Regions from separate parts of the Homo sapiens genome. Here region 1 is linked to region 2. Evidence: chromatin loops called from intact Hi-C (ENCODE). Cell type or tissue: ovary. All regions are shown on one strand. Each heading gives the region's core, and the rest is flanking DNA. Links, peaks and the distances in the headings are about the cores only. Region 1 has its middle 40 kb from the start of MB21D2. Region 2 has its middle 140 kb from the start of MB21D2.

Evidence for each region. A loop is a pair of places that touch in the nucleus more often than their neighbours do. Peaks named below come from ENCODE experiments on the same cell type or tissue, not always from the same donor. Only the 100,000 strongest peaks of a DNase experiment are listed, where the experiment ranks them.
Region 1: a loop joins it to region 2, with 4 times the contacts of the local background. A loop is called at or near these places in 1 of 110 quality-filtered maps.

What each region holds. Positions count from the first base shown.
Region 1 is chr3:192,953,254-192,962,860 of GRCh38, reverse strand. No RefSeq gene overlaps it. Among named protein-coding and RNA genes, the nearest start is that of MB21D2, 40 kb to the right of the region's middle. In ovary, for the core only: no CTCF peak of the experiment used is centred there; DNase peaks (open chromatin) are centred at 5,086 and 5,330.
Region 2 is chr3:193,051,287-193,060,893 of GRCh38, reverse strand. No RefSeq gene overlaps it. Among named protein-coding and RNA genes, the nearest start is that of MB21D2, 140 kb to the right of the region's middle. In ovary, for the core only: no CTCF peak of the experiment used is centred there; no DNase peak of the experiment used is centred there.

The sequences.
Region 1 (9,607 bases), core at 3,575-7,574, 98 kb after region 2:
AAAGATGTTCTTTGAAACCAACGAGAACAAAGACACAACATACCAGAATCTCTGGGACGCATTCAAAGCAGTGTGTAGAGGGAAATTTATAGCACTAAATGCCCACAAGAGAAAGCAAGAAAGATCCAAAATTGACACCCTAACATCACAATTAAAGGAACTAGAAAAGCAAGAGCAAACACATTCAAAAGCTAGCAGAAGGCAAGAAATAACTAAAATCAGAGCAGAACTGAAGGAAATAGAGACACAAAAAACCCTTCAAAAAATTAATGAATCCAGGAGCTGGTTCTTTGAAAGGATCAACAAAATTGATAGACCGCTAGCAAGACTAATAAAGAAAAAAAGAGAGAAGAATCAAATAGACGCCATAAAAAATGATAAAGGGGATATCACCACCAATCCCACAGAAATACAAACTACCATCAGAGAATACTACAAACACTTCTACACAAATAAACTAGAAAATCTAGAAGAAATGGATAAATTTCTGGACACATACACTCTCCCAAGACTAAACCAGGAAGAAGTTGTATCTCTGAATAGACCAATAACATGATCTGAAATTGTGGCAATAATCAATAGCTTACCAACCAAAAAGAGTCCAGGACCAGATGGATTCACAGCCAAATTCTACCAGAGGTACAAGGAGGAACTGGTACCATTCCTTCTGAAACTATTCCAATCAATAGAAAAAGAGGGAATCCTCCCTAACTCATTTTATGAGGCCAGCATCATCCTGATACCAAAGCCGGGCAGAGACACAACCAAAAAAGAGAATTTTAGACCAATATCCTTGATGAACATTGATGCAAAAATCCTCAATAAAATACTGGCAAACCGAATCCAGCAGCATATCAAAAAGCTTATCCACCATGATCAAGTGGGCTTCATCCCTGGGATGCAAGGCTGGTTCAATATACGCAAATCAATAAATGTAATCCAGCACATAAACAGAACCAAAGACAAAAACCACATGATTATCTCAACAGATGCAGAAAAGGCCTCTGACAAAATTCAACAACCCTTCATGCTAAAAACTCTCAATAAATTAGGTATTGATGGGACGTATTTCAAAATAATAAGAGCTATCTATGACAAACCCACAGCCAATATCATACTGAATGGGCAAAAACTGGAAGCATTCCCTTTGAAAACTGGCACAAGACAGGGATGCCCTCTCTCACCACTCCTATTCAACATAGTGTTGGAAGTCCTGGCCAGGGCAATTAGGCAGGAGAAGGAAATAAAGGGTATTCAATTAGGAAAAGAGGAAGTCAAATTGTCCCTGTTTGCAGACGACATGATTTTATATCTAGAAAACCCCATCATCTCAGCCCAAAATCTCCTTAAGCTGATAAGCAACTTCAGCAAAGTCTCAGGATACAAAATCAATGTACAAAAATAAAGACTTAAACATTAGACCTAAAACCATAAAAACCCTAGAAGAAAACCTAGGCATTACCATTCAGGACATAGGCATGGGCAAGGACTTCATGTCTAAAACACCAAAAGCAATGGCAACAAAAGACAAAATTGAAAAATGGGATCTAATTAAACTAAAGAGCTTCTGCACAGCAAAAGAAACTACCATCAGAGTGAACAGGCAGCCTACAAAATGGGAGAAAATTTTCGCAACCTACTCGTCTGACAAAGGGCTAATATCCAGAATCTACAATGAACTCAAACAAATTTACAAGAAAAAAACAAACAACCCCATCAAAAAGTGGGCGAAGGACATGAACAGACACTTCTCAAAAGAAGACATTTATGCAGCCAAAAAACACATGAAAAAAATGCTCATCATCACTGGCCATCAGAGAAATGCAAATCAAAACCACAATGAGATACAATCTCACACCAGTTAGAATGGCAATCATGAAAATGTCAGGAAACAACAGGTGCTGGAGAGGATGTGGAGAAATAGGAACACTTTTACACTGTTGGTGGGACTGTAAACTAGTTCAACCATTGTGGAAGTCAGTGTGGCGATTCCTCAGGGATCTAGAACTAGAAATACCATTTGACCCAGCCATCCCATTACTGGGTATATACCCAAAGGACTATAAATCATGCTGCTATAAAGACACATGCACACGTATGTTTATTGCGGCATTATTCACAATAGCAAAGACTTGGAACCAACCCAAATGTCCAACAATGATGGACTGGATTAAGAAAATGTGGCACATATACACCATGGAATACTATGCAGCCATAAAAAATGATGAGTTCATGTCCTTTGTAGGGACATGGATGAAATTGGAAATCATCATTCTCAGTAAACTATCGCCAAGAACAAAAAACCAAACACTGCATATTCTCACTCATACGTGGGAATTGAACAATGAGAACACATGGACACAGGAAGGGGAACATCACACTCTGGGGACTGTTGTGGGGTGAGGGGAGGGGGGAGGGATAGCACTGGGAGATATACCTAATGCTAGATGACGAGTTAGTGGGTGCAGTGCACCAGCATGGTGCATGTATACATATGTAACTAACCTGCACATTGTGCACATGTACCCTAAAACTTAAAGTATAATAATAATAAATAAATAAATAAAAGAAAAAAATCTCCTTTCATCTTAGTAAATTCTATATAAAGTATTTAAGAATAAACTTGCATCCTCATGAGATACTGAGATATGCTGAGATCCTATCTTATCATTTTGACATTAATTACTAGAAAACTATGAATAAGAAAAATCTGTAACAACAGATGGTTATATGGTTAGACTCTGTGTCCCCACTCAAATCTCACCTTGAACTGTAATAATCCCCACATGTCAAGGGTGGGGCCAGGTGGAGATAATTGATTCATGGGGGCAGTTTCCCCCATACTGTTCTCGTGATGGTGAGTAAGTCTCATGAGATCTGATGGTTTATAAATGGGAGTTCCCCTGCACAAACTCTCTTTCCTGCCACCATGTAAGACATGTTTTTCTTCTCCTTTGCCTTCTAATCACGACTGTGAAGCCTCCCCAGCCATGTGGAACTGTGCGTCCATTAAATCTCTTTCCTTTATAAATTACCCAGTCTCAGGTATGTTTTTATTAGTAGCATAGGAATAGACTAATACAGATGGAGTAGGGCCAGGTTAGGGTAGCAGAAGTCTATGTAAACACAATGAGAGACTTGATGTAACAGAGGAATTTTAGGTGTCCTGGAAGTGTGTTTAAAAGATATCAAAGTCAAAGACTGTACTTTCAGGAGCAGTTCTGCAATGATTGGGCACCTGAGCAGGGTAACTGACAAATCAGCTATTACTGTAGGTACCAGCTAGTTCTCAGCTACAACTGGACTGGTGCTTGATCAGACAAAATGATGCCCACTGATTTGAGCTCAAAAGGATGACACTTACTGAAGATTGATATTCTACCTCAAATCCTTACTTAATGTCAGCAGGGACACAATTCATTTAACCTCGTAAGCGTTGGTAATTTATTATAACATTATTCAAAGCATTTTGCAGGACATTCTTGCCTCCTCCATTTATTTTTGACCCTAGACTGACAGAATCATTTTCTCTATCTTTCTTCCCACGCTCATTCTCCCCTTTCTCTTTCTCTTCCCTCTCGTTCTGAACAGACGGTTTTGATGTCAAGAGCTGGAGAAAGATGTGTACTGGTTGTTACCCGCTACTCAAAAATCAGACCTGAACAGGTAGTCAGGACATATCTTGAGCAATATGGAACCAAATTTTTTTCCCACTAAGTTTAAGCTAATTTTTCCTATGAGTGACAAAGAGGGACATTGATAAAGAAAACCCAAAAGTTACCACCAGAATCCATCTTGAGATCGCATTTTGATGCATTCTTTCCCAAATGTTGAAATGGGTGAATTTTAGAGTTTGACTCCTAGTAACATCTGTGAGAAATATAAATGAGATGTGAAATGAAAATAGTGAAAGGTGAGAGAGAAAAAATTAGGCCTTGAACTAAACAAAAACAGATTAATCAACTTCTAAAAGACGCAGAATGAACACATTTGAGCTACTACCTTGAGCCAGGCAGTGAGATAGGCACCTAATATAGATGAGACAGAGGATACCAAAAAGAATAAAGACTAATAAGTTGTGGCCACTCCCTTCCAAGATAGAACTTGAGCTGGGACTTGAAATATATGGTTTTGACAGTTAGCAAAGTGCAGTGTGGTCAGTCACACCAAAGCAGTAATATGCATATTACACCTGATGTCATAGACTCAAAAATGTAACTTTGACTCTTGATCATTTAGAGGCTGATTACCTAGACAGGTTTATAGTTTTTAGTCATCTTTGAATGTAAGCTTTTCTTTCTCTGTGACAGATTTTCATCATTCCAGGTTTGTACATATTTTGGAAATTTTGTGTAATCTTGAGTACTTTGCTTATTACAGCTAAAACTGGTTCTCCCAGCCAAAGTAATTTCCTCCCTCCTCTGTGCTTCCACAGAACTCTGTTCACACCTTTATAGAGCATAGATTACACTGTATATTAATTATCTGTTCTTTTCTGGCTCCTTCACTAGAATAAGCACTCCTTGCAGAAAGTGATTATATTTTCTTAAGACAGGAAAACATAGTGGTCAGGCTTTGGACTCTCCACTCATTCTTCCCAAGTTCAAATCCCTGCTCCACTATTTCCTATCTTGCTGTAGAACCTTGGCAAGTTATTTGTTAACCTCTCTCTGTTTCAGTTTCTTCCTTTGAATGATAATGAACCTACTTCATGAGGATGTATTGTGAATATTAGATAAATGCGGTACTTTCTACAGTGCTTAGCACATGTGAGGGATCAATAAATGCAGGCTGTTACCCTATAGCCCACAGTTCCTAGCATATGGTAAGTATTTAATACAAGTTCATAGAAATATTAAGTTAACAAATCATTTTACAAGAGCTGCCTACGTTGGGGAATAGTTTTAGTCTACTTTTCCTGCCAAAATTTCCTTTAGATAAAGAAAGAAATCCCCTTTCAGACATTCCGTGATGCTGGAGTGAGTCACTCATTTCCCTTTGGTTTGAGGGGGAAATGACGGTAACTGTTTCTTCCTCATCTTGCCCAGGAACTGCTGGACTCAGCTGAGAACTGAAGACAGGGAGTGACAGTTGAGGTGCAGCTGAAAGGGTCCCTGCCCTTGCAGTTCTCTGCGGGCTGTGAGCACATTGTACATGCTGGTGCTTTACTAAACACTTCACATGTATTAACTCATTTAACTCATACAACAAATCCTTGAGGTTGGTGTTACGAGTTTCATTTCACAATTGAGGAGATTGCAACACAGAGAGTTGACGTAACTGGCTCCAGATCACACAGCTACTAAATGGCAGGGCTGGGATAAGAACAGAGCTGTTACCAGAGTCTGTGCTTGTGGACAGCACCCAAGACTGCCTCCCTGATTACCTTCCTGTCACTGTCTCCCTGTTGTGTGGAAATCCTGTCATGGCAGGTTTTCTTATCTTCCTCTCCAACCAAACTGTGGGACTCTTGATGGTATGGCCCATAACCCCCCTGATTCCCCAGCTCCTGTCTTGGTGCCTCGCACACAGTTAATATACATTGAGGAAATGGATGAATAATTGCACACATTGAAAGCAGAGCTCTAGGCAGAAGATATTTTGTTGGATTTATGTGAAGAGATGGAAAGCAGAGAAATCACGTCTGCATCGGTTTCCTCTAACTGGTTGAGCTCCCAGTAGAAGATGCCTCACCTCTTTTAGATCCAATGGCTCTCAGATGATGAAACTGGAGTCTTCCTCTCCATAACCTTCATCAAAACATTTCAAACAAATCACCAAATAGGAATCATTTAGCTTGCCTTTTCCCACATTAGTTTCAGACTTCCATAAGGGCGTTCACTTCAGGCTCTAAACAGCCCCTTCGCCCATTTATTCCCTCCTGGCATGGTTTAATTTCCCCAAACTTTACCTGCCGTGCTAACTGAGGCTGCATACATCTGCAGAACTCTCCCCAAAGAAACAGTCCTCCACGGATGGAGATATATCACATCTAAGTATTGAGCTTGTGAACGTCTACCAAAAGAAGCTTTCCATACACAGGCCTTCATTTACCCCAGGGATTGAGGTGCTTTTCCTGCCTTGGGTGGCTTCTCTCCACACATCTGAGGGCAGAATTGGACTCTTTACTGAGCTACACTGTTGCCTAAAGATATCATTAAGAATTGAATAAGGGACCAGGCACAGCAGCACATGCCTGTAACCCCAGCAATTTGGGAGGCCGATGCAGGTGGATCACTTGAGCCCAGGAGTTTGAGACCAGCCTGGAAAATATGGCAAAATCCTGTAACTACAAAAAATACAAAAAAATTAGCCAGGTGTGGTGGTGCACCCCTGTTGTCCAAGCTATTCCGGAGGCTGCGATGGGAGAATCACTTAAGCCCAGGAGGCGGAGGTTATAGTGAGCCAAGATTGCATCACTGCACACCAGCCTGGGTGACAGAGTGAGACCCTATCTCAAAAAAAAAAAAAAGAAAAAAGAAAAAAAATTTGTAAAAGGATTAAAGATTGAGTCCAGGATATTTTCCTGAAGAATAAAGTGCAGTTTGTAGCCAGGAATTGGAGTGCTTACAATGGGTTTTCTGTGGGCTCAAATTACATTTTCTCAACAATCTCTGTCACTTCATCTGAGAAATCATCTGAACCATCCCTGCTCAGGTTAAGGTTTTCTTTCTTTCCGAATTCCTATGACCACACAACTGTGACACAGAATTCCCTCCAAACAACATACACATACACACTTACACAAACAGATACACATACATGCACACACACATAGACATGCACACTTACACACAGACACACACACACAGACTGTAATCTGTTCCAAAAGCAGCTAGATCTTAGGGCTCACTCAAGTAATTTTCATACACTTGAACATAAAGCAAAGAAATCGCACAATTTAGTAGTGTGTGCATTCTTTGGGTCACTATATAAGCCATTTCTATCATCTGCTCATCACTCTTCACTAGAGTGAGAACCCCTTCATAAAGTTGAGTTGTTTTAATGCAACATTAAGAAAGTATGTCAGTGTTACTTAATTTATGAAAAAAAGAAAATAGCAATTCACTTCTCTGTTTAAAAAAATTGCCCTGCTCCTCTATGGCTTACTGACAGTAAAAAAATGAAAACGACCTGACCCATTCCTTTCTCCTGGTATCATCAACCTTCTTTTGTTCATCAAATATTTATTGACCCTCAATGTGCAGAGCGCAGATACTGTAATACTTCTTACCTATTATTCTGAATAGCCAACTTGGAGATAGAAGTAAAAGTGAATTCATATTAATAATGAATTAAAACTAATATTCAAGGGAGAGGTTGTACCCTAACAGGAAAATTTAGAAAAACTCATGGGATTATCTATACCAGTAGTTTTCTAAAAATTTCTTTAGCTTCAAAAACTCTTCGCATAAAATTTTAATTGGGAGCTCACTACATCAAATGAAGGTCATATTCTAATTGAGGTGGCTGAACTTGCCAGAGGAGTCAAGATCGGTCAGCATCTTCAGACCACATCATGGAGTGCAGTCGGGTCTAATCCTCTTATCCGTACCCATGAGAAGTTGTGCTCACCTGCTGAATTGCAGGTTCCCTTATTGTAATAGGCTGTCTTTAATGCCATGAATAGTCTATAGACTTTAAACCCTGGAATCCTGACTCCTTGTCCTTGGCCCCATTTGCCAACAAAATGTCTAATTAGGACAACCACTATTCTTCTCAGAATTTAGAGTTTGTGGGTCTGGGCATGGTGGCTCATGCCTATAATCCCAACACTTTGGGGGGCCAAGGCCAGCAGATCACTTGAGCTCAAGAGTTTGAGACCAGCCTAGGCAACATGGTGAAACCCCATCTCTACAAAAGATACAAGAATTAGCTGGGCATGGTGGCATGTGCCTATAGTCCCAGCTACTTGGGAGGCCCAGGCAGGAGGATCACTTGAGCCCAGGAGGCAGAGGTTGCAGTGAGCTGTGATTGCACCACTGCACTCCAGCCTGGATGACAGAGTGAGAGCCTGCCTAAAAAAAAAAAAACAAACAAAACAAACAAACAAAAATTAGAGCATGTGTCTGTGAATCAAGATATCTTCTTGAACCCAGTAGAAAATGTCTATCGTGAAGCATTTTAATGGGACTGGATGACAAAAATAAACAGTTCAATATATGCAACTGAGATAGCTGGCTAGCCATATGCAGAAAAATGAAAATGGACCCCTACCTTTCACTATACATGAAAAATAACTCAAGATGGATTAAAGACTTAAATGTAAGACCTCAAACTATAAGGATACTAGAAGGAAACCCAGGAAACACCATTTTGGACATTGATCTTGGGAAATAATTTGTGACTAAGTCCTCAAAAGCAATGGCAACAAAAGCAAAAATTGACAAATGGAAACTTATGAAACTAAGGAGCTTCTGCACAGCAAAAGAAACTATCACTGGAGTAAACAGACAACTTACAGAGTGGGAGAAAATATTTGCAAACTATGCATCTGACAAAGGTCTAATGTCCAGAATCTATAAGAATATTAAACAATTCAACAAGCAAAAACCAGTAACCCCGTTAAAAAATGGGCAAAGACATGAAAAGACACTTATCAAAAGAAGACATACAAGTGGCCCACAAAACATATGGGAAAATGTTCAATGTCACTAATCATCAGAAAAACGCAAATCAAAACCGCAATGAAATACCATCTCACACCAGTCAAAGTGGCTATTACTAAAAAATAAAAAAGCAACAGACGCTGGCAAGCCTGCAGGGAAAAGGGAATGCTTACACATTGTTGGCGGGAATGTAAATTAGTTCAACCACTATGGAAAACAGATGGGAGATTCTCAAAAAACTTAAAAGCAGAACTACCATTTGACCCAGCAATCTTTTTACTGGTTATATATCCATCAGAAATCATTCTACCCAAAAGACACATGGACTCATATGGGCATCACAGCACTCTTCACAACAGCAAAGATGTGGAATCAACCTACATGCCAATCAACAGTGGACTGGATAAATAAAATGTGGTACATATACACCATGGAATACTATGCAATCATAAAAAAAGAATGAAATCATGTTCTTTGCATCAATGTGGATGCAGCTGGCCACCAATATCCTAACAGAATTAGTGCAGGAACCAAAACCCAAATACCTCGTGTTCCTACCTAGAAGTGGGAGCTAAACATTGAATACTCATGGACACAAAGAAGGCAATAATAGACGCTGGAGACCACTATAGAAGGGAGGGAGAGGAGGGAGCAACGGTTGAATAACTATTGAGTACTATGCTCATTAACTGGGTGATGGGATCAGTCATACCCCAAACCTCAGCATCACGCAATATATCCATGTAACAAACCTGCACATGTACCCCCTGAATCTAAAATAAAGGTTTAAATTATAAAATAAAAATAAAGAAATGTAACTGGAGTGGAGTAGAGGTGCATGAATGAAGTGCCTACTCAGAAAGTATTGAGAAAACTGAAATATTAATATTACATGAAGAAATGCAAAAGTGTTGTCCTGCCTTGTACCATATCTAAACATAGACTTTAGGTGGATTAAGGACCTAAATCTTAAACTACAAAGTTGTCAGAAGAAAATG
Region 2 (9,607 bases), core at 3,700-7,699:
TCCTCAAGTAAATAAGAAAAGCTCAGGTTACTTCAGCTTCCACTTACTTACTGGTGAAACCGAATGCCCCGAGTGTACAAGTGTACGTCACTTTAGGAAAACCTAATGTGAAAACAGCCGAATATTTAAAAGGCTTTTTAAAAATGGAAATTTCATGAGTTGGATTTCTAGTGCATTACAGGTAGCCCACTAGCTCCGCTGGTTGTCTGTGCCATGCTCAGCGTAGGGGTAATATGGTAAGACAGATCAGCGCATCTGTGACTGGAGACCCAAGATGAGAAGCGGTTATGTTCTTAGCAGCCTCCCTGGTGTCCGCACTGGCGTTCCGACTTCCCCATTTCACCTCAGCTCAGGATTTTGATACACTCTGTTGACTAAGCACATTCTCAGCACCATAAACTTTAGCAAATTTGCATTTCATCTCGGAAATCCTGTGAAAAATGAACCAATGCCTACACTTTGAGAATCATATTACACCCAAGCTACTCAGAGACTTCTTCCCACTGTCTTTCAGAAAATCTCCAGAGTCCTCTCTGTTCCCCTTCTCCTGGACCCCTTACTCCCACTTGTACCTCAGTCTCCTCAAAAGAGTAGAAATGGTGCAGAAATGAAGGGGTCAAGATCAGGATCATTTATCAGGTCCTATGCTAACCAAAATAATCTTTCTCTTTCTCCCTCAACGCCTTTCTCTCTCTCTCTCTCCCTCTCTCTCTCTGTCTCTCTCTCTCTCTATCTCTGTGTGTGTGTGTGTGTGTGTGTGTGTGTGTGTGTGTATTTTCCCTCTTGGTAGCCTCTCTCTCTTCATTTATAAAGCTATCAAAGGTAAGACAGGCCTCGGATTCATCCCATGTGAGTCTCTCCCAGGCCCTCTTAGCACGGAGTGTTCCTATTAGGCCAGCCAATGTGGCCTGCTAAGGGCTGGGAGTGAGAGTGGTCTGCCCCAGGTATAAACAATAAAGGTGTGAATTGTCTATAAATAATTTAAAAGCAATAACAGAACAACTAAAATTCTGTTTATTATCAGCATGCACCAATAATTCTAAACAATATCTGTGATCAAACACTCCTCCTGTCCTGGGAGGGGCAGATTGACTGTTCCCTGTGCCCTGCCCTTCGTACACCTCTGGCAAGCCCTGCTGTGGAACATAGAGAGAAATTCCTTTCTTTGGTTTGCTTTTCTCAGACTTAACTTTCCTCCCCATGAAGGAATGGTAAGCACAGTGAACTTAAGTCAGAACAAAATATGGTCCTCAGGCCATTATCAGCAGCCCCTCTTACTTAGATCTTTTAAGCTGTCAGTTTAAAGACAGAGAGAAAGGTGAAGCAATATACTTTTCATAAATTTGAAGTTATTTTTCTCAGAAACCTTATTATGTAAAGTTTAGGAAAATAATTTGAAGAATGAAATTATATTCTCCAAATTATATTCATAAACTTTATACAAGATACTGTAATGACTAAATTGGTTGTTCTTTTTTTTTTTTTTTTTTAAAGACAGGGTCTCGCTCTGTCATCCAGACTAGAGTGCAGCGCATACAATCATAGCTCACTGCAGCTGCAACCTTCCGGCCTCAAGGGATCCTCCCACCTTAGCCTCCCAAGTACCTGGGACTACAAGTGTGCACCACCACACCCGGCTAATTTTTTAATTTCTTTGTAGAGACAGGAGTCTCAATATGTTGCCCAGACTGGTCTCAAATTTCTGGCCTCCAGTGATCCACTCGCCTTGGCCTCACAAAGCTCTGGGATTACAGGCATGAGCCACTGTGCCCAGCCTGATTGTTCATATTAATTAACAGTTTGCTTTTTAAAAAGCAAACAAATTTCTCCATCATTTGCATGTTATTAATTTTTTCATCAAATTAACAGTTTTAATTATTCCTACCATGTTGCATTATATTCTTCGAAAATGGCTCAAAAGTGGGTCATTAAAGCATTAAAGTAGTTAATGTAAAAAGTAATACAGCGGATTGCCCTGCCTCTACAAAAAAAAAATTATGTGTTTTTAATTAGCCAGGCATGGTGGCGCATGCCTATAGTCCCAGCTACTCAGCAGGCTGAGGTGGGAGGCTCTGTTGAGCCCAGGAGTTCAAGTCTGCAGCAAGCTATGATCATGCCACTGCACTCCAGCCTGTATAACAGAGCTAGACCTGGTCTCCGAAAAAAAAAATGATAATAAGACAAATACAATTCTAATGAATCAGAAGGTGTGATGATTTTACATAAGCATCTGGAAATGGGAACTACACATAGAAAATAAAGAGTGAATATTTGAACATCAGATATTACTGCACAAGTGATCCATCTGCTCCCCAGTTTTGTTGTCTATGTCATGTCATATAATGCATGGAGCAATGAGATTGTCACATCATTCTAAAACAAAGGACAGTGGCCTTCCTGATAAACCAATCACAATATTTTGGAATAAGCAAAAAAAATTAATGTTTCAAATAGAAAATTGATTAATTTGTTATTAAAATAAGACATGAGAAAATATGACTCATGCATCTAAACTACTCAGGCATCAAAATAAGTAATTGTCGTTACATAGAGCAAAAATAGGCACAAGTCACTCTATTTCCAAGAAGTCTATAAAACCAGAAACAAAGTCATTGATAATATTTTATTTGGAGAGAAAGAAGAATGAGTTATTGGCAAACTTATCAAATGGCACCTTTTCGATGTTACATTCTGCCAATAGCATAGGATGTGATTGAGCCATCAGCATCCCACGGGCATGCTGCCCTTTAGAGTGAGATCAAAGCATTTTTTAATGCAGAGTGTGGATCAGCCTTTGGCAAATGTACTTCGAATAAGAAAAAGTGCCCAATGACTTCTTATTTTGCTTATCCTTAAAAACACACTACAGGAGAGACATTTCTCATTTAGATAACACTTGTTTTTGTGAGCCAAGAGGTAGACTGGAAATGGCACATTGGGGTCAGAACCAAAGGTGCACCAGCTATGTGTGCAGTAAGGAAGGGCTTTACCACAAGGATAATGGGGGCTGCTCTTGAATGCCAGTCCACAGACTGTTTATTGTCAGAGAACAGGTCACCAACTGGAAGTCGTCAAAATACCTTCTGATCTTAATTTGGTGTTGAAAGGAATTGTAAAACCTATGAGTCTGATTCAATTGTAGAGCCTGAGTGTATGGCTTTTCAGCCTGCTGTTCAAAGAAATAAGCAGCAAGTACAAGACTGTCACGATATGTAAGTTGGCTAACTGTTGAGGGGAAAGGTGCTTGCATTGAGTGGTTGAATACAGGATGAAATGAACCTTTTTTTTCGTGGCACTGCTAAAGTCAGCAAAGACCATCTCTACGATTTTAAGGGGCTTACTCAAATGAGGTGTCTCAACACTATAGTCAATATCTGAATAGCTTGAATCTATCATCCTAAAGATAAAATATAATGTTTAATGTTTAGGAAAATATATCAAAACATATTTAAAAGACTGAATTATGGTGAAGCCAGCTTTTTCATCAAGAATTTGGATCTTTCTCAGAATCTGAGGATTTTTTTCCTTCCATCAGAAAGATCAATACTGAACTAAGCACCTTTTAAAAATGCATACAAATGTCACAGCAAAATATAAATTAAGAATTAAAGCAACTGAAAAGTGGATAATTAATCCATTTCCTGCTTTCTCCCAAGTTAAAATATCCAGCCTTCCAGCTTTGGACATGATAATCCCAATTAGTATGTGAAAGAATGTTGAAGTAACCTTCAGTGAAATTTCTCTCCATCTTTCCAGGCTCTTCACTGATCTCAATGTCTATAATTATCTGACAAGTCACCAAACACTTTCTCCCATTTCTGATGACTTATAATTGCATATTAGGATTTTCTTTTCTTTTGAGACAGTGTCGCTCCGTTGCCCACGCTGGAATGCGGTGGCGCAATCTTGGCTCACTCTAGCCTCAACCTCCCAGGTTCAACCGATTCTCGTGCCTCAGCCTTCCGAGGGACTAGGACTACAGGTGTGCACTATGGTGCCTGGATAATTTTTGTATTTTTCTTTTTTTTAGTATAGATGGTGTTTCACCACATTGCTCAGACTGGTCTTGAACTCTTGAGCTCAGGTGACCCACCCACCTCAGCCTCCCAAAGTGCTGGGATTATAGGCGTGAGCCAACAGGCCTGTCCACATTAAGATTTTCTATTTTCATGTTGTAAAAGATTATAATAAACCAAGTTGATATGAAACATGGCTGGCAGTTATAGTCATTATAGAGTCTGGTAGTCAGGTATCAATACTTTGGGGAAAGAAAGCTATATTGTCTATTAAACCTATATAAAACAATAATTACTAACATTTAAAGGTTGTACATTATGTTTACCTTATCTAAAAGATGTTGATACAGTGCTATGTATGCACTAACAACTATAAAAAGCTTGCTGCTGCTAAGAAAAAAAAAGCCACAGATTCATTCTTTTTCAAGTCTGAATAAACAAAATTACTAGAGGTTACATTGAGGTTTCGAATAAAACACTGCTTGTAATAAAACAAGTGACCTTGTCTTCTGCCTGCAGATCCCTGGGAATCTCATCACAGAGGGTGGAGAAGATGGGGGAGAGGTCTTGTAGGAGATCAGGATTTGAGCATCTAGGGTTTCTGGCTATTTTCCTTTCCTTCATGTTTGAAAATTTATTGAGATTATTTAAAATTTTGTATATAAATATCAATATCATTTTGAAAATATTGTTATATAATGGAAGATTTTTGTAGCATCTATGCTAGCTAAATTGAAATATTTTTGCTCTCATCTTTTATTATCTAATGTAATTGCTTATTGCAATTTAAATAATGACAATGTTTATGTTTCCTATTCTCATTTTCTATTGAAATGTGGAATTCCATAATCATGCAGCTATAGTCTCACAGTGATAATAATTGCTATGCATCTGTATATTCCTATGCAGAACATTTTTATTGCATATGTCTTCATTTCAGCAATGCAATGGTAAGCATTTGTTTCCAATACAATTGCAAGCTGCTCTTAATGTAAACATCAGTATTCCATCAGCCTCACAAATCCACAAGCAACAGCACTTCCGTAAGCATCAGCATTCTTATCTCTATTTCTCCAGGGAATACGTTTTCACTTTGGTAATTTTCCCTGTATTTTTAGGATTAAATATATGCCTTTCACACCAGAGTGAGGAGGGGCATACTCATTTATCATTAAGCAGGCTGTCCATCTCCTAACACTTAAAAGAAGAGAAAAGGAAAAAAAAAGATTCCTCTGTCTTTTATTGCTGACTTCCTATGAGAGTTTTCAAAGTATTTTGGATGAACCCAAGAGAAACCATGTCATCATCTCTGTCCATGGTAGCATATACTAGCCTCCATGCATGTTTTTTTTTGTTTTGTTTTGTTTTTGAGACAGATTCTCACTCTGTCGCCCAGGCCGGAGTGCAGTGGCACAATCACGGCTCACTGCAACCTCTGCCTCCCGCGTTCAAATGATTATCCTGCCTCAGCTTCCCGAGTGAGTAGCTGGGATTACAGGCGTGCGCCACCACGCCCGGCTAATTTTTGTAGCCTGCATGCATTTTAGGTGGTAAAACAAATACTAGAATAAGAAAGATATTTGTTCTTCCTGCCAAATGGCCAGTCTAATTCTTGGTCCTACCATTGTTTTAGTATCTATGATAAGCATTAAGATGTTAATTTTGAGCCTAGGGTAGGCATCAGAGGAATTGGTCAGGACAGGCAGTGGCAGGTAAATTAGAGTAGAAGCCACTTGCTTTCTTTTTTCCTCCCAACATTTTAAACATTTGAGCCTAATGATCTTTGCCAGCAAATCGTGTTACTAATACTACCAGTGTCTAACAGTAATTAATGATAAGTATAATTTAATAACTGCATGTTCTAGGCAAATAAGTGTGCTAATTACATATATTGCTTCATTTAAAACAGTTATGACCCCATGAGATATGTATTACTTCCTCTAGTGTACAGATTAGGTCATTGAAGCTCATAGAGTTCAGTAACTTGCCTGAGGCATTGTGGCAACTAAATGTGGAGCTGCCATTTCAGCAGAGGTCTTTGAGACTCCAAAGCCTTAACTAATGTAATATGATAGTCCAATTTCCTAAGCCTTTATATCATTCTGTTCTACCAAAAATTATTGTGAACCCTTCAAGAAGAAAAGTGATGCACTTTCTTCAACCATCACTAACTAAACAAGCTATTTTATTATGCTCTCTAGGAAATGTATATGTAAGAACATGAATTCTTTCCCCCAAAGAACTGGGGATCTAAGCATAAAGATTATACAAATGCAAGAACACTCATAACACAACAAAAAATGGTAAGTATCATGAAAGAAGCACAGATGGGTTTTGTTTGATAGAGCATTAACTTCCAGCTGAGGATACCCGAGAATCTTCACGAACAGAGGCCAGAGATAGCCTAATATGGAAATGTAAAAATGGAGATACATATTAGCAAGCAAACATGGATAGTCGCACACAGCCACATGTTTTAAGAGGTTCTCCCAACCTCCATCATTCACAGGGCTGGTGGATGCTATATGCCTTTGAGCAAATTATTCTCTCTTTGACCCTCTCTCCTATAAATCGGAGGGAATGGCTTGTAGGATCAATAGTCTATGGCTGTATGTTCATATGTTGATTAAATTTGGAGCCAAAGGGAGAAAAACATCCAAGGGAAGGAAGAGAGAGCTGTCATATATTCCTGAGCAATGGTTGCAGAGGAAGGTTAAGGTGGGAATTACAGAGATAAGAGAAGAAGGAAGCTCTTCTACAAGCCCAAAGGCCTGGTCCTGGAAAGAACCTTTCTATGGCCACAAGAGGATAATGCTTGATGTTCATCTTGTCCCCACACTTTGGAGAACTGTACTCTTGTTTCCTCTTTGACTTACATGGTTGACATGGTAAAACGGGATGCAGGCTTGTCTTCAAATTCAGACTATTTCTTTGGGCTGGCTGGTAGACTGCTGGGACTCAGATGATCTTCACCAATCAGATTTCTACAAGAAATTCTTATAATGCTACAATTCAGGAAACATAGATAAAATACAAAGGATAACACTGGCTTGGTAGGTAGGTGTCCAGTAAATGTCTACCAAAAACCAGGAAGTATGTGCTTGAAACAAGCCAAGGGCAGTTTTCCAAATGACCTAGCCCTTCTTTGTCTGATGGTAAGTCAGGGGTCCTTGCTTGAGATTTGAGACTTTCCCTCCCGTTAGCTACCCTTTTTATATTTTATTGGCAAAAAGTTACCATATAATTTCCAAAGGAAACTATGTCATAAAAATAGACATTGAATCAATGGACAATTAAGCATCCATTAATAGAAATATGCAGACTGTGTTCTTAGGAAAGTGTAAATGAAATAGCATTAAGTGAAAATGTCAAATAAAAATTATTATATATACTCTATAATTATTATAATGGTTATATGTGGAAAGACTTAAAATAGGCCAAGGAATGATGAAAATAGTTGTTTAAATAAAAAGAATAAAGATATACTTCTTTGAGAAACTGATTTAATAATAATTTTCTATGAAAAATATTATGGTATTTCTTCTCATTGTTAAATATCCAAACCATGCAGAGAATGTAAAAATCTTTATATGATCTCATCTCCTTCCCCACTCCCAGGGGATAACCACTTATAACAAGCTGCTGGAATACTTCCAGACTTTTAAAACACATACAACCATACTCATACATATTTCTCCATAAATGAGACCATATTCTGCATTCTGTTTTATAACCAGATTTTTTTATTTTAAATATTGTTTGTTATGATAGTGGAAACAATATAAGCTTATAAATTAAAGAATAAATAATTAATTAGAGACAACTCTAGAGATTCAAATACAGATGACAAGGTATAGTCTTTCCTTAATTGCCATTGAGATTCCAATCAGGTCAGGCTCAACATTTCCTCAGTGCAGCAGCCTAGTAACATGGCCTCATCCTCCAAGACTGAGAGGGAGGGTAATAGAGTAATCCTGATGGTCTGAGGGAGGGGGATTGTAACTTCAGCCCCATCTGTCATGTTGTGCCTGACCTGTCAAGACAAAACCCAATGGACCTCTCCACAATGAGGAAAAAAGAAAACGTTGCGTCTTTGATTGTAATAGATGTGGAGCCCAGGGAGTCCATGAGTGAGCCGGAGAGGTGGCTGCTGAAAAGCTGCCTTGTATGATGTGCCAGCAAAGCCCACAGGCTTGGTTTTGATTTTCTGAGTTTACACCCTACTTTCCACGGAGAACAGCAATCTATATTCTCCGGGTCTCCAGTCTGTGTGCCTTCTCTCCCAAGGGACACTTCTCAGCTAAAGGAGGTTATTATTCATTATCCTCATGTCATTCTAGCTAATCGGACTGAGATTTTCCTAAGGTCACATGGCAGTACTACTGCAACTTAAAACCAGGCAGCCTGGGAAAAGGCCTCCTCCTTCTGCTCTGTAACTATTAGAGTAATGAAGTAATGTGAGATTACGCAGCTCAGCGTATGACATTTCCTTGGAGAGCAGAGTCTTAGCAATGGAGGCCTGGGAAGTAGTTTTAAGGTAGAACAGCTTCACTGAAGACTCTCAGATAGTGCTAACACAGGGCCCATGGGTTTGGGGACCTATGAATACTGGCCAACTCGAAACATTTGCAACTTTCTGAGGTAAGGGTCTAATGCATGCAACAGATCCTTAAAGGCATTTGTGATGCTCTAAAATGTGACAAATTCTTATATTATTGTTCCTAGACCTAGCAGATATTGTTGGTGCTCTGGCCAGATTCCCCTTGGATTTTTTGTTTGTTTTTGTTTTGTTTTGTTTTTTACTATTTCAGCATACTCTTCCTCCAATTCCAATGGGCTTTTGGCTTTAAAGGCTCACAACCATGACTCTCTTCAGAAGAGCTTTGTTTGTGCAGAAAGCTGAATATCTGGAATTTATATCCTCTTGGGGTTGTCTTTAGCCAATGACAGACTAGTGAAGAAGTATGAAAGCCCAGCTCCCTTGCCTCAGTGGGGATAAGCTGGTGTGTATTTCACATTCCAGCATACCCTGCGGAATCAAACTGAAGTTAGGGCTTTGGCAGAAATTTCTGGGCTTCTTTGCGTTCCGTGTCCTGTTTCCCTCACCACCTTACTGGATTCTCCTGGAAGCACTTTCTTAATAACTCACACACACACATCCTCCTTTCAGGGTCTTTTTCTGGGAAACCTTTCTTAAGACAACTGCCTACAGAATGCCAACTGGATGGGGTCAACTGCGTCTTTGCTACTGAACCTCTTACAAAACAACTGATCATAGCCCAGAAGTGAGAAGAGTTGTCACTAACAAGCTGGAGGCATGGTTAGAGACAAAGAAAGAATATAAAGCAGATGGATGAGCACAGAAGTAAGGCAGAAAAACAAATGGAAAGAGGAAGAGGAATGGTGAGAAATGTTAAGAGAGTCATTCATTTATTCATCCGTTTGTTACACGTGATTGTTATTCATTCACATTACGCTGGAAAAAGTTTTAAATAAGAATGAAACTCTCTGGGTTTTTGTTCAGACTCCATAAATTATCAGTTGTTTGGTCTTAGACAAGTTGCTCAAATTCTCAGAGCTTCAGTTTTCTT